2 separate regions of the Homo sapiens genome follow, and region 2 is linked to region 1. The links are chromatin loops, found by intact Hi-C in ENCODE. Cell type or tissue: heart right ventricle. All regions are shown on one strand.

Evidence for each region. Peaks named below come from ENCODE experiments on the same cell type or tissue, not always from the same donor. Only the 100,000 strongest peaks of a DNase experiment are listed, where the experiment ranks them.
Region 2: it touches region 1 in a loop (2.5-fold over the local background); 8 of 110 quality-filtered maps call a loop at or near these places.

Annotation. Positions count from the first base shown.
Region 1 is chr5:83,429,633-83,432,132 of GRCh38, reverse strand. No RefSeq gene overlaps it. Among named protein-coding and RNA genes, the nearest start is that of VCAN, 41 kb to the left of the region's middle. RefSeq lists a silencer at 1,443-1,492. In heart right ventricle, CTCF peaks have their summits at 1,333 and 1,533 (motif pointing right); a DNase peak (open chromatin) is centred at 1,542.
Region 2 is chr5:82,311,055-82,313,554 of GRCh38, reverse strand. It overlaps the pseudogene ATP6AP1L. Among named protein-coding and RNA genes, the nearest start is that of RPS23, 34 kb to the right of the region's middle. In heart right ventricle, a CTCF peak has its summit at 1,048 (motif pointing left); DNase peaks (open chromatin) are centred at 783 and 1,034; H3K4me3 peaks cover 404 bases; H3K27ac peaks cover 999 bases.

The DNA of each region.
Region 1 (2,500 bases):
TTGACTGACAGTATATATTCCTTCAGTGGGAGTGGGTAGAAGCATAAATAAGGCTAACTATAGGGTTGTAATTTCTCCATGTTTCCTCTGAGTTTTTTTTTCTTTTTGGCTGTTTGAATTGAGCTATATGCCCTCTTCTAGAAGGTACAAGCAAGAAGAGCAAGTCTATAAAACTTGTTCGTGAGCAGAAGGACAAGACTATTACTTAGAAATCTTGGCATAATCCTTTGAGTGGTTTCATTAGGAATGAGGCTCTACAGAATTGCCACTGGGAAATGTGTTTCTGGAACTCAGGGAGATTGTATTAATACCTTAGGACTGTTTCTGAAAGAGTTTATTTATTTATTTATTTATTTATTTATTTATGGAAAGAAAGAAGAAAGGAAGGTGGGGCCGGGGAGACAACTTTAATTTGAATATATATTAGGATTAATAAAAGAATTATTTTTAGGTTCAGAAAACTTCCATATTTTTTGAGATACAGTAAGAGATGTCAGAGAAAGAGAAACAAAAGTCTGTAAAGAAGTGAAGAAATTTTACACTAGGTTGATGGTTGTAGGAAATATAAATTAAAATGCCCTGAGCTGGCTAGAGGTACTTAGCAAAAAAAAAAACTAATGAAAAGAAAAAAAAGGTTTTTTAGGAAAGGCTGGAGACATACAGAGCCTCAGTGATGCAATTACAATATGAAGAGCTGGCTGCCATGGGACTGCTGGAAGGAATCATTAGCTCTGGTTAAATGAGTAAGTTTCTGCTGCAAAAATGATAAAGTACCTTAGAGGCATCAGGAGCTGGGCTAGAGGTTTGTAGCAATCCTCTTGATGTTTCATCAATTAACGAAGACCACCTTTTTCTAAGTTTCTTTGAAACTCAACAGGCAGAACTGATGGATATTTTTCTGCTAGGTAGAGAAAAAAATAACTAGTATAATCCTGTCCTTCTGTTCATTTTAAGTAGCCGTCGCTTAAATTTCCTTAAGCTCAGTGAAAACATTATCCAGGCAAAGATTCCACTTCACACTGAAGTAAATTTACTTGTCCAAAGCGCTAGATTAGTTGTCTATAATGGTTTCTCTTTAAAACAAGAAAAATTGTAAAATACTGGTCCTTTGGTGAGGAACTGGACAAAAGCTTGGGCGCTATAGTCTCTTCTGCTTATGAGACATGTGAACTCTACTATCCTTTTTCTGTCTGTCTAGCCAAGGCGTCTCCGAATGCTCAAGGATTGTTTTCAAACCAAATTGATAAGAAACTAAAAAGACTCAGTCTGAGTATGCTGGACTTTTATCTTTTTTCCTTAAAATGCCAACTACGCTGGCAATGTAAAGCAAATAGGTAAAAATTAAATCAAACATGGTTCAAATAAACACATTTTCTCTTACCAAGATAAGTATTCCTATAATTTTTAGAAAGCCAAAGAAATGACAAGGTTGAGATAGGAGTGTCAGGTGGAGGAAGGAGAAAATGAGTAGAAGCCATCAGCCACAGAGAACAAAGCGCCCTCTTGTTCCGGTGGGGAACGCACTGCCTAGGAATGTATCCACTAGGTGGCGTTTCATCTCCAGGACAGGCCAGGATTTGTCCTGTCGTTCAAAAACCAATCTGCTAAGCGTTTTGGTGGTCTTGAGAAAGGTAAATACATTTGTTTTAAAATTGTTTTTGTCTGAAAATCACAGTTTTGAATAGTGGTGAAGACAATCAAGATTTCCCATTTAGTGTGAAAATTGGGTGCCATCATTTTGGAAGATTTCATACTCAAGTATTCTGAGGATCTAGCAGGATTAAAGCATTTGGGAGCTGTACGGTCCTCTTAGAGATCACCTTACCGGTCATCCCTGTTTTGCAGATTAAAATACTGAGAGCCAGGCTTATCTTATCACTTGCCTAAGATTGTAGTATTGGGTGATGATAGAACAAGGATCAATTTCCTACAGGCAGACCAGACTCAGTGTCACCTGAGTCATCCTGATCCACGTTAAAACCTTTCATTGATAAATGTGTAATATATGCACAGTGAGTTCTAGGCACAAAGCTGCTTGCTGGGAATGCGGAAATAGAACCTGTCTAGAATCAACCCTCCAAGTATAATTGGAGAAAAAAAAAAAAGCTAACAGGCAATAACAAAACAGATAGTGCATTAAATAATGACCATGATGATGTCTGCCTGGTACCCAGGGCAGAATGTATCCTGTAAGGAGGCAGAGGCAGCCTCTGAGAAAGGTGAGATAAGGCTGAATGAATGTTTGGGAGAGGAGATGAGTTCACAAATTTTGCTTCCAGAAGGGAATATTTGCCTATTTTCTCAGCCAGGCTTTTCAGATCACAAAGCAAAGCCCCCGGGTGGGTCTCAGAGCGTAGCAATGTAATATCATCATGAAGCAAGGCATGGCTAGAGCTGCGCTGAGTCAGATGCTGACGATATTCATGATCTCTAGCTCGTATCTGGAAATGTTGTACTCAAACGAAATAGAAATATTGGCTTATTGTAGGTTTTAATTTAC
Region 2 (2,500 bases), 1.1 Mb after region 1:
ACATATATTTGGAAAAGGTTGGAATGTGCCCATAAGAGGTACATGCAAAGCCCTGCCTACTATTTCAGGGAGTGGTAGGAACAAGCTAAGCTTCATTCACAGGTAAACAGGATAGAGGAACTTGACAGAATGTCTCTCAGCCTAAGATTCTGGTGGTGAAAAGGAATCTCTTACACCCCATTCCTTACTCCAAATACTTTCAAGATCTTTGGGATATTTTTGACTCCCCGCTGAGTCCCTTCCTACTAACTGCCAAAGCTGTCACTCACACTGCCGATGTACTTCTTATCTTCCCTGATAAGATCACTGCGCCACTCCCTGAAGGAAATAAAATAATTGTCCGCCAATGCCTCTCCCCAGAAGGGCCTCTCAGTCCAGGAAGTGTCAGTCCCTGGCTTCACCCACAGCTTCACTAGGGCTTAGATGGCTGGCATTCCTCACTGATAATTATTCGTGCTGGATAAAGCTGAATGTAAAAGCAAGCCCTGGGTAGGAGGTGGGGGACACAGGGAGATAAAATTCTCTATCCTATTCTACTTCATACCTTAAAAGACAAAGGAAAAAAACCACCAATATTCTTTTAAAGGCATCTACTTCTCTTTTCCTTAAGCATCTAGGTTTGTTTCAGGTGTTTTTAAACAAACACTGAGCTCTTTTGGTACCAAAAACGCAGGTGCATTGAGCATAGGTTTTAGTTTATTACCTGGAAATCAATAAAAGTGACCTCCCACAGGCTCGACCCATCATCCGTGTCGCTGGGCAGCAAGAGGGCCTGGTCCTGCTGCAGGCTGCCCACGCGTTGGCAGCGGTAGGAGTAACCAGAGGGAGCATATACGCCAGTTGGGTTAAAGACTGCTTGGATTGAATTGTTGGAAATGATCTCGACTCGGCGCAAACTAAACCAACTCTGGATGGACAACTTGTTGTAATTGGTAAGGATGAATCTGAAAATGGTTATAAAAACAGCATTACTCCTAAAGAACTTTTCCCACGTTTACTGACGCAAGGCATCGTCTATGAACAGTACAATGGCGCCCTCTTTTGTCAGGCGGCAGAACGGGCTTGGGGAAAGGCTTCACTTTTGCTGCAGAGCCTTCCCTGGATGGATGGAAAAAGAGCAAATGACAGGGCAGCACCCAAAGTGGACAGTGCAAATTCCTACGAAAGAAAAAACACACAAAGTTTGGGTTTGTTTTGTTTTGTTTTTCCTTTTTTAGAATCAACACTTGATTATGTGTTTATTATTCAAAAAATTTGAGAAAAACTTAAATGGACATCAATGAAGAATTTGCTAAATTGTGGTTTAAAATAATAGTAATAGCTCTCTTAATAACTTCTGTGTTATGTATGTGTATTGTGTTTAATCTTCACTTCAACACCATGTAATAGATAATGTCCTTATTCTAACTTCACAGCTGAGGAATCTAAGACACAAAGGGCTTGAATAAGCTCACTTGGAGAGTAAGTGTCAGAGCTGGGCTTCAAATCCAATCTTAACTCTTTTGGAATGGACTGTTTTCCAGCCATGAAAAAAGTCATAATTTACTTGTCATTATCATTTTATTTCCATTTAAAAAAAAAAGTGACTGCATTAAAAAAAAATGTCTGGAAGGATAGAGATTAAAACATTAGTAGTGATTACAAATGGTGTTTAGATTATTGATGATTTTCATTTTCTTCTTTCTGTAGCTCAATATTTTCTGATTTTTCTGTTTTCATTAGTTTTTCTTGTCTCTATTTGGCTTCTTTGCAAGCAGTCTCTAAGACACAGGTGTGAATATAAGAAATATTCAGGGGAGTTTAGTCATTCAAAATACGTAAAATGGAGAGAAAAGAAATGACAGAGGAAGGGAAGGCAGCTAAAAGAGGTACATTATTAAGCCAGTTTCCAATGTGGACAAGCAGGGCTTCATGGCCGTGATGGAACCTGGGAGCCAGAGCACAGCACATGCTGCTGAGTTATCTCACCTGACGGGGAGGGAGCTGAGGTGTGTGTATGTGTCCTCCAGTCATTGGTTGAAGGCTGCTGGGCCAGGGACTGGGGGCAGTGGGCCAGAGAAAGCTTTTAGGCAAAGAGAGGCGGGGAGTTGAAAGTTCAGCAGGTAGGCTACAGTGCTCTCAAATGGAAAGGACCATGTAGATATTCACGGGGTACTGACAGTTTCTGCTACATACCTTTATCATCAGAATAAATAATAATAACAATAATAATAATAAAGCTATTTTTCATTTTGGAAAAAAGTGGAATTACAGATCAAAAATAGTCTCCATTTCTAGATCAAACAGACATGTGTGTTTGGTCACCTTGTGGGATTCTATTTACTTGTAAAGTTGCTCTGAAAGATGATGACATATATTTTCTAAATTATGATCAGTGAAACTCTAGTCTCCCATGATATGTAGACAAGTGTTCTGAGGAAGAAGGTTCTCCAAAATTAAACACAGGAAACACTGAGTTAGTCAAAGTTACAAAGTGCAATAGTCTTCCTTAAGATTATTT